Regions from separate parts of the Homo sapiens genome. Here region 1 is linked to region 2. Evidence: read pairs that join two places in POLR2A ChIA-PET (ENCODE). Cell type or tissue: GM12878. All regions are shown on one strand. Links, peaks and the distances in the headings refer to the core of each region. The heading gives the core; the rest is flanking DNA. Region 1 overlaps NCOA6 (nuclear receptor coactivator 6). Region 2 overlaps PIGU (phosphatidylinositol glycan anchor biosynthesis class U).

Region 1 (5,377 bases), core at 130-5,129, 91 kb before region 2:
CGCCAAATATGATGCAGCCCAGCCTCATGGGAATTCATGGCAACATGAACAATCAGCAGGCTGGTACTTCTGGGGTTCCTCAAGTGAACCTCAGCAACATGCAAGGCCAGCCCCAGCAGGGCCCACCATCTCAGCTGATGGGCATGCACCAGCAAATCGTGCCCTCCCAGGGCCAGATGGTCCAGCAACAAGGAACCTTGAACCCTCAGAACCCTATGATCCTTTCAAGGGCCCAGCTTATGCCACAGGGCCAGATGATGGTGAACCCCCCGAGCCAAAATCTTGGGCCCTCGCCCCAAAGGATGACCCCACCCAAGCAGATGCTTTCCCAGCAGGGCCCACAAATGATGGCGCCACATAACCAGATGATGGGGCCTCAGGGGCAGGTTTTGCTCCAACAGAACCCAATGATAGAGCAGATTATGACCAATCAAATGCAGGGGAATAAGCAGCAGTTTAACACTCAGAACCAGTCCAATGTCATGCCGGGACCAGCCCAGATAATGAGGGGACCAACTCCAAACATGCAAGGAAATATGGTGCAGTTTACGGGACAGATGTCAGGACAGATGCTGCCCCAGCAAGGGCCTGTGAACAACAGTCCATCTCAGGTTATGGGCATTCAGGGACAGGTCCTGCGGCCACCAGGGCCCAGCCCACACATGGCCCAGCAGCATGGTGATCCTGCTACTACAGCAAATAACGATGTCAGTTTATCTCAGATGATGCCTGATGTTAGCATTCAACAAACCAACATGGTCCCCCCTCATGTGCAGGCCATGCAGGGAAACAGTGCCTCGGGAAACCACTTCTCAGGCCATGGGATGTCTTTCAATGCACCTTTCAGTGGAGCTCCCAATGGAAATCAGATGTCCTGTGGTCAAAATCCAGGCTTCCCAGTCAATAAGGATGTCACGCTAACGAGCCCATTGTTGGTCAACTTATTGCAGAGTGACATATCTGCAGGCCATTTTGGGGTAAACAATAAGCAAAATAATACCAACGCAAATAAACCGAAGAAGAAGAAACCCCCTCGGAAGAAGAAAAATAGTCAGCAAGATCTAAAGTAGGTTGTGATGGTTTTGCCTCAAATTTTATTCATTTGTTTTCTGTGTGGATAACTTTTTTGATGGAAAATTTTACAGAATATAAAACTAGAATAGTATAATGAAATCCCCCTGCTTCAATAATTATCAACTCATAGTCTGTCTTGCCTTCATCTGTACTCTCTTCCATTACCCTTTTGAGTATTTCAAAGCAAATTCGCTGGGTAAATATTTCAGTGTGTGTCTCTAAAAGATAAGGACACTTTTTAATATGCCCGCACAATATTGTTAGCACACCTAGAAAACTAATACTTCCTTAGTACTCTCATATCCAGTGTTCAAACTTCCCTGATTATCTCAAATTTTTTTCTTACAATTTGTTCAAATAAGGATCCAAACAAGATTCATATGTTGCAATTGGCTGGTATATCTCTTAATTTTACAGTGTCGGGGGGTTTTGGCAATCAGAGCCTGAAAAGTAACCAGTGCTACCATATGGCAACTCCACAAAGCACTGACTTTAGGCTTATGATGGCTATTGGGGAACCAGAGAGGCCAAATGTGTTTTGGAAATTAAAACTACTGCTGTCTCTCAAATAGAAATGGTTTTTTTGCACAGGTGCCTTTCCTTTAAAGGCTCTTTATCATCCCTAGAAGCTTAAAACCCCACGCTAAGATGATTGGACCTTTTAAATCAGTTACCCTTTCAGTAAACGTTCTCCAGGTGAGTTATTTTGCAAGATCATAGCAGGAAAGGCAATTAACAATTTATATTTCATTTCCTGAAGCTAAGTATTAATTTGTGTTTCTGGGTTTGATAAAATGTTTCCAGAAGGAATATTCACTGAGCTATATTTTGTGCCTTTAATCATAAAAAAATAATAAATGAGGAAATAATGGCTAATGAATGTAAAACAGGTTAATTGAAATAAATTGTTAGAATTATAGAAAAAGAATCAAGAAACTTTATTTCAACCAGCTTAAATATTCAAAATTAAACCAACTACCTTTATCCCAGCCTTCCCACAACATTCTTTGTACTGTATTATATCATGCTCACTTGCCTCTTCTTGAATCTTATGCTTTAAAAGCTAATCATGGTGTATTATTAATGATAACCTATATTTTCCTGAATTCAAAGTTAATTATCTAATTTTTCTGATAGCTCTTTCTCAGTTAAATTCTTTACTAGCATCAACCTATGGGAATAATTATTTAATAAATATTTTATTCTCTCGGTAGTCTGGGAGTAAAATTGCAAGGTTATTCAGTTGCCTCTAGTGTGTATTTTTTGCCATCTTCACCAGCCCTTAGGGAAATTGGTTACTTAGGTCTACAAATTGTGAAAGGGACCTTACACAGCATCAGGACTCCCAGGAAAGGGAGACAGTGGATTTACAGGAAAAGTACCTGCTTCCAGCTCTACCACTACTTCACTGTGGAATCTTGGGCCTGTTTCATACACCTTTTTGGGCCTTAGTTTTCTCATTCATAACATGATGGGGCTGGACCAGATATCTGAGATTTCTTATCTCTACAATTTTCTGAAAGTAAAGGTTACCACTGAATTCTTGCCTGTAATTTAAAGTGAGAGAGAAGTCTTACAAGGAGCAAATTGTTATAGGTCTGGATGTGCTGACGATCTGCTTCAGGTTCTAAATTTCCATTTGCTGGGAGGCTTTTAAAGTGGATTTTTGTGGCTTATGAAACTGTACAGAGTATAATGAGACAAAACACTACCTAAAAGTGGGTGAACAAAATCAGGGCAAAGGGAAACTAAAGATAGAAAAGAAAAGTACAATTAGTACTGAGATTACAAACAAAATGAGGCCCGTGACCAGTCTTGTTCTTTGAGAATGTGGGTGTTAGTAGCTACAATTTCTTCATTTTTTTCTTCCTTACTAAAAATTTTAAGCTACACCCAGGTAAAAGCAAAGGCATCTCAAAGCAAATAGAGATGTCTGCAAATTCTCATTCTGCAGCAAAATCTTTGTGGTGGTGGTCTCAATCTTTCTTTGTTCTCTGAATACCATCAGCCAACCTATACAACCTTTTGCAAGGTGTTATGAATTGAGCCCCCACTGTTATATCCACAAAAAAGAAACAATCAGACCCCCTAGTTGAATTTGATCGCTACATTGAAGATAGTGTGGTTTCACAGGAACAGTACCTTGTAACATTGATAGTCCTATGATCAGGTCTTAAAACAGCTAAGGAATGGGTGATTACATGAAAATTATTGCACCAGGAATTTGTGGAAAGCATTCTGAGTAAATACAGTGCTGTTAGATTAAATGGATTTTAACATTTAATGAAATTGCCAGATTATTTTTATGCCAATATTTAATATTTTATCTAGACTAGAGAGAGATGAATAATGGTAATGCAAACATTTTAGTTCTTCAGAAATAGGGGAAGGGTTAAGCTAGTTTTGTGTATTTTCTATACAACTTATTCTAAAATATGTCACTTTTTTTTTTTTTTTTTTTTTTAGCACCCCAGATACTCGCCCAGCTGGTCTGGAAGAGGCTGATCAGCCACCGTTGCCTGGAGAACAAGGAATTAACTTGGATAACTCAGGCCCTAAACTGCCAGAATTTTCAAACCGGCCACCAGGTGATAAAATGTTAGCTAGATTATATACTTATTACATGTGCATGTGGCATTACAAGGCTTCCATGTCTTCAAGGAAACAATAGTATTTTATTTTATCTGCTAACTAGTCTACTTCAGTGATTTAATGTGTCTGGTATTTGGAAGCTTTGCCTTGATATTAAGTAAAAATTTCAAATATAACTTTTGAAGGCACATACACACACACATTCTATTCAAATTTGTCTTTGTTATTTTAAGTCCTCATAAAATCGGACTGAAATGTGGTTGGGCATGATGGCTCATCCACCTGTAATCACAGCACTTTGGGAGGCCAAGATGAGCAGATCGCTTGAGCGCAAGTGTTCAAGACCAGCCTGGGCAACATGGTGAAACCTTGTCTCTACTAAAAATTTTTTAAAAATTAGCCAGGTGTGGTGACACGCACCTATAGTCCCAGCTACTCAGGAGGCTGAGGTGGGAGCATCACCTGAGCCCAGGAAGTCGAAGTTGCAGTGAGCCATGATCATGCCACTGCACTCCAGCCTGGGACCCTGTCTCAAAAAAAAAAAAAAAAACCATGAAATGTGAAGTGCCTCTTTATTCTTGTCAATGTCAAGATTCTAGTTGGCATCAGAACAGGATAAGATTAAATGGAGAGATGATTTCACTCTAATCCTGCTTGCCTGCCTTTCCTGCAGCGTTTCTTCCTGGGGCTTCTCAAAGCAGGGAACTACCAGGGTTTAAAACAAGATGATCTTTTTTATAGAAGTTTCATTAATGAGTCTTTAAAATATAAAGAAGATATAAAGAATAAAAGAGACACCCATGTATCTACCACATAGGTTAATAATTTATAATAAATAGGACCAATATTGGAAGCCCCCTTTGTTGTATCCTCTCTGATTATAAAATAATACTATCCTTTAAATGTTGAAAAATTATGTCAAAGATGGAAAAGCTCCTAAAATTAATTCATTCAAACCTAGATATTATAGAACCAAGGCCAGCTGCCACAATATCTCTATACCTGGTTATCTTGGCCTGAGCAATGACTTGTAACTTTATTCCCCTATGACACGGTTGAAGATACACAACCCTTCACACTTAGGCCACTCTCCCCTGTGTGTACAGAGGGTATGTTTTGTTTCTTCCTCACTAGTTATTTCAACTTCTTTTTGGCATGAAAATGAGAGCGACATTATTTTAGGAGTAACCTTTAATCTACCCCTAATTTATGTATTTTAAAATTGAATCCAAACAAAAAGCTAAATCCATCATGATATCAATACTTTGTGTTATTTATTACAAATTATTTGGGCATATCACACTTCCCGTCAGTGAGATGCAGCAGCATAGCTGAGACTGGGAGGTCATCAGTCTTTGGGGAGTATGTCCAGAAGGCATTGAGAGCAGGAACATGCCTGCTTGCCTCAGACACATCTGAACTCTTCTTATAAGAATCCCAGGGGTCTTTGTATACATTTATTGCCTTCTTTCTGCAAACTGGGGGCCTGCAGGCTGAATTTGGCCTATAATGGTTTTGAGTTGCTATGCAGTGTCTTAAACAAAAGTCCGAGTTTAAATGCCTTTAAATAGGGCATCTGCTCTGCAGTTTGGCACTGTTGACAGGACTCCTGCTGTCTTATACCAGTCCACTTCTATTCTCTACTACCTGCCTGGCCCCTAAAGGCATAGGAGTTTGCATTCCCTGAGTAATAAATTCAGTTTGTGATTGT
Region 2 (5,377 bases), core at 174-5,173:
GACCCCCCCACCTCCCTCCCGGACGGGGCGGCTGGCCGGGCGGGGGGCTGACCCCCCCACCTCCCTCCTGGACGGGGCGGCTGGCCGGGCAGAGGGGCTCCTCACTTCCCAGTAGGGGCAGCCGGGCAGAGGCGCCCCTCACCTCCCGGACGGGGCGGCTGGCCGGGTGGGGGGCTGACCCCCCCACCTCCCTCCCGGACGGGGCAGCTGGCCGGGCAGAGGGGCTCCTCACTTCCCAGTAGGGGGTGGCCGGGCAGAGGCGCCCCTCACCTCCCGGACGGGGCGGCTGGCTGGGCGGGGGGCTGACCCCTCCGCCTCCCTCCCGGACGGGGCGGCTGGCCTGGCGGGGGTTGACCCCCACCTCCCTCCTGGACGGGGTGGCTGCCGGGCGGAGATGCTCCTCACTTCCCAGACGGGGTGGCTGCCGGGCGGAGGGGCTCCTCGCTTCTCAGACGGGGCGGCTGCCAGGCGGAGGGGCTCCTCACTTCTCAGACGGGGCGGCTGCCGGGCGGAGGGGCTCCTCACTTCTCAGACGGGGCGGTTGTCAGGCAGAGGGTCTCCTCACTTCTCAGACGGGGCGGCTGGGCAGAGACGCTCCTCACCTCCCAGATGGGGTCGCGGCTGGGCAGAGGCGCTCCTCACATCCCAGACGGGGCGGTGGGGCAGAGGCACTGCCCACATCTCAGACGATGGGCGGCCGGGCAGAGACGCTCCTCACTTCCTAGATGGGATGGCGGCTGGGCAGAGAGGCTCCTCACTTTCCAGACTGGGCAGCCAGGCAGAGGGGCTCCTCACATCCCAGATGATGGGCGGCCAGGCAGAGATGCTCCTCACTTCCCAGACGGGGTGGCGGCCGGGCAGAGGCTGCAATCTCGGCACTTTGGGAGGCCAAGGCAGGTGGCTGGGAGGTGGAGGTTGTAGCGAGCCGAGATCACGCCACTGCACTCCAGCCTGGGCACCACTGAGCACTGAGTGAACGAGACTCCGTCTGCAATCCCGGCACCTCGGGAGGCCGAGGTTGGCGGATCACTCGCGGTTAGGAGCTGGAGACCGGCCCGGCCAACACAGCGAAACCCCGTCTCCACCAAAAAAATACGAAAACCAGTCAGGCGTGGCGGCGCGCGCCTGCAATCGCAGGCACTGGGCAGGCTGAGGCAGGAGAATCAGGCAGGGAGGTTGCAGTGAGCCGAGATGGCAGCAGTACAGTCCAGCTTCGGCTCGGCATCAGAGGGAGACCGTGGAAAGAGAGGGAGAGGGAGACCGTGGAAAGAGAGGGAGAGGGAGACCGTGGAGAGAGAGAGAGGGAGAGGGTGAGGGAGAGGGAGAGGGAGAGGTTATTTATTATTTATAACACAGTATAATTTTAAGTATAAAGCATTCCATTATATAGAGATATATATTATGTCATAATTCATTGAAATAAATTTTCATTAATGGACATTCAGATTATTTCTAATTGTTCAGTACTCTGAACAGTGTAAGGAACATACCTCTTTGGGTACTTGTCAGGTTATTTCCATAGGATAAACTGCCCTAAGAAGTATCATATCTGGGTCAGAAGGCACACACTTAGAAAGCACATATTGCCCTGTCGAAAAGTTAATACAAATGTCACTCAAATGAGCAGCATATGAGAGTGACTGCCCATTTCCTCACACTATGGCAACATTTCTCACCAGCTTCTAATTTGTTATCTTATTGTGCTTTGGAATGGGGAAGATTAGGCATAAATGAGACATTTTTGAGAGTTGGTAAGAGTTACAAGGAACTAAAAGGAAGCAGATAGTTTAACATAAAACTGTCTTATAATGAGTGCTGCCCACAATGAAAAAGGATGCTGTCCATGAAAGAGAGTTTCCCGTCATCAGAAATGTTCAAGACTTAAAGCCACTTGCTGGGGATGAGGTAAAGGGGGTTAGATAAACGCTAAGGCCCTTTTTGGTTGTGGGGGTATCTAACAATTTGGTCTGTAGCTGCCTGCTTAGTCTGAGTGAACTTGTATATCTAATTTTTCAGTGGTTGAAGGCCTTTCACTGTTGGACTTGGGAGTATCTCCGTATTCTGGAGCAGTATTTCATGAAGTAAGTGTTCTTATTTTCTTTTCTGGGTACCAAGAGTAGTTTACAGTCACAGATACCAAAGCCTAACCTCTGTTTTGTACAAACATTTAAAAAGATGTATTCTTGACGATCATATTTAGAAACAGCCCGTTTTTAGATGTCCTCTGCATAAGAAAGAGGTTTTGCAATTGCAATGGAAATGATCCAGATTAAGATTGTAACTGGGGAAGCAGATGAGGCTTCTGTAGAAGTTACCATTTGTAAAGGCAAATAAGTTGCAAACAGTCCTTAGTCCGCAAATAGGTTGTATGCTAATTAGCATGTAATTTGTTGTTTGGAATATGATTTCCCATGAAAACTACGGCAGTAATGTTGTTTCCTTAGAAAGCCCAGAAAAACTTACTTAACCCATAAAATTAGCTTTTTTTTTTTTTTTTGGCAGGGTCTTATTCTGTCACCCAGGCTAGAGTGCAGTGACACAATCACGGTTCACTGCAGCCTTGACCTCCTGGGCTCAAGCGATCCTCCTACTTGAGCCTCCTTAGTAGGGACCACAAGTGTGCACCACCATGCCCAGCTAATTTTTATTTAAAATTAGCTCTTAAGAATAGTAAAAACAGGCCGGGTGCAGTGGCTCATACCTGTAATCCCAGCACTTTGGGAGGCCGAAGTGGGCGGATCACGAGGTCAGGAAATCGAAACCATCCTGGCTAACACGGTGAAACCCCGTCTCTACTGAAAATACAAAAGATTAGCTGGGCGCGGTAGTGGGCGCCTGTAGTCCCAGCTACTCGGGAGGCTGAGGCAGGAGAATGGCGCGAACCCGGGAGGTGGAGCTTGCAGTGAGCCGAGATCGCACCACTGCACTCCAGCCTGGGTGACAGAGCGAGACTCCGTCTCAAAAAAAAAAAAAAAAAAAATTATAAACAGGCCAGGCGCGGTGGCTTACACCTGTAATCCCAGCACTTTGGGAGGCCAACGCAAGTGGATCACGAGGTCAGGAGTTCAAGACCAGCCTGGCCAACGTGGTAAACCCCCAGCTCTACTAAACATACAAAAAATAGCTGGGCATGGTGGCAGGTGCCTGTAATCCCAGCTACTTGGGAGGCTGAGGCAGGACAATTGTTTGAACCCGGGAGGCAGAGTTTGCAGTGAGCCGAGACTGCACCATTGCACTCCAGCCTGGGCCACAGGGCGAGACTCCATCTCAAAAAAAAAAAAAAAAAAAAAAAGAATAGTGAAAACACTCTTAATTAGGTCCAGATTATCTCTTGTTTACAGCAACAGCTTCCTGACAGGTCTTTTTGCATTCAGTCTTGCTCATTCACTGTATTCTGTAGTCAGAGCCATCTTTCTAAAATGTGAATCTGTTTCTGTCACCGTCTTGCTCGGCACCTTTGAATGTTCACCATTCACCTCAGGATAAAATCCAGATACCTTAGAGGGGCATACAAAGCCCTGAAGACCCTCCTCACCACATCCATCACATTTCTTTCCACTGCCCTTTCCATTCTTTTTTATTTTTTTGAGACAGAGTCTTGCTCTGTCACCCAGGCTGGAATGCAGTGGCACGATCTTGGCTCACTGCAAGCTCTGCCTCCTGGGTTCACGCCATTCTCCTGCCTCAGCCTCCGGAGTAGCTGGGACCACAGGTGCCCGTGACTATGCCTGGCTAATTTTTTTTTGTGTTTTTAGTAGAGACGGGGTTTCATCATATTAGCCAGGATGCTCTCAAACTCCTGACTTCGTGATCCGCCTGCCTTGGCCTCCCAAAGTGCTGGGATTACAGGCGTGAGCCACCGCGTCCCACTGCCCTTTCCGTTCTTATTGGCCATATCATTTTAAAGAAGTTTTCTAATTTGACAATGTACCTTCTAATTTTTTTTTTTTAAAGACAGGGTCTTGCTCTGTCACCGAGGCTGGAATGTGGTGGAATGATCATGGCTTACTATAGCCTCAACCTCCTGGGCTCAAGCAGTCCTCCCACCTCAGCCTCCTGAGTAGCTAGGACTACAGACATGTACCACCACAGCTGGCTAATTTTTAAAAATTTCTTTGTAGAGATGGGGTCTTGCTATGTTGCCCAGGCTGGTCTTGAACTCCTGCACTCAAGTAATCCTCCTGCCTTGGCCTCCGAAAGTGTTGGGATTACAGGCATGAGCCACTGTGCTTGGCCTTAATTTTTTTTTTTTTTTTGAGACAGAGTCTCGCTCTGTCGCCCAGGATGGAGTGCAATGGTGCAATCTCAGCTCACTGCAACCTCTGCCTCCCGGGTTCAAGCGACTCCTCTGCCTCAGCCTCCCGAGAAGCTGGGACCACAGGCACGCGCCACCATGCCTGGCTAATTTTTGTATTTTTAGTGGAGACGGGGTTTCACCATATTGGCCAGGCTGGTCTCGAACTCCTGACCTTGTGATCCGCCTGCCTCGGCCTCCCAAAGTGCTGGGATTACAGCTGTGAGTCACCGTTCCTGGCTGGCCTTAATTTTTATAGTTATCTCTCTCATATGTACTTTGAGAACAGTTTTTTTTTGTTTGTTTTTTGGCTCTTCTGTCTAATCTTTCAAAAGCATTCAACTTGGTCCTCATAGAAATAACAGCTGTCTTTTGCATTTCAATTTTATTATCTCTGGGTTAATATCTAATCAAACTGCAATAACAAGAACTACTGGCAGAAACAGGTTAGGAACAACTTCAGAGACTTTTTTTTTTTTTTTTTTGAGACAGAGTTTTGCTCTTTTGCCCAGGTGGAGTGAAGTGGCGCCAACTCGGCTCATTGCAACCTCTGCAACCCCCTCCCCCTTCCCCCACCCTGGATTCAAGTGATTGTCCTGCCTCAGCATCCCAAGTAGCTGGAGTTATAGGCGTGTGCCACCACGCCTGGCTAATTTTTGAATTTTTAGTAGAGACAGGGTTTTGCCACCTTGGCCAGGCTGCTCTCGAACTCCTGACCTCAGGTGATCCACCTGCCTCGGCCTCCCAAAGTGCTAGGATTACAGGCGTGAGCCACCGTGCCCGGCCAAGAGACTCTTAATAAGCACACAGGGCCGGGCACGGTGGCTCACGCCTGTAATCCCAGCACTTTGGGAAGCCTAGGCGGGCGGATCACAAGGTCGGGAGTTCGAGACCAGCCTGGCCAATATGGCGAAACCCCGTCTCTACTAAAAATACAAAAAATTAGCAAGGCATGGTGGCAGGTGGCTGTAGTCCCAGCTACTCAGGAGGCTGAGGCAGGAGAATGGCGTGAACACGGGAGGCGGAGCTTGCAGTGAGCCGAGATGGTGCCACTGCACTCCAGCCTGGGTGACAGAGCGAGAC

Evidence for each region. ChIA-PET counts read pairs that join two places held together with the same protein. Peaks named below come from ENCODE experiments on the same cell type or tissue, not always from the same donor. Only the 100,000 strongest peaks of a DNase experiment are listed, where the experiment ranks them.
Region 1: POLR2A ChIA-PET joins it to region 2 with 5 read pairs; 2 of 35 experiments call an interaction of 5 or more read pairs at or near these places.

What each region holds. Positions count from the first base shown.
Region 1 is chr20:34,745,092-34,750,468 of GRCh38, reverse strand. It overlaps NCOA6 (nuclear receptor coactivator 6), which reads left to right. Exons shown (of 15, transcript NM_014071.5): 9 at 1-1,066; 10 at 3,541-3,662. Among named protein-coding and RNA genes, the nearest start is that of TP53INP2, 43 kb to the right of the region's middle. In GM12878, for the core only: no CTCF peak of the experiment used is centred there; a DNase peak (open chromatin) is centred at 2,838; H3K4me3 peaks cover 615 bases; H3K27ac peaks cover 1,209 bases.
Region 2 is chr20:34,653,884-34,659,260 of GRCh38, reverse strand. PIGU (phosphatidylinositol glycan anchor biosynthesis class U) reads left to right here. Exons shown (of 12, transcript NM_080476.5): 2 at 2,017-2,081. Among named protein-coding and RNA genes, the nearest start is that of PIGU, 21 kb to the left of the region's middle. In GM12878, for the core only: no CTCF peak of the experiment used is centred there; no DNase peak of the experiment used is centred there.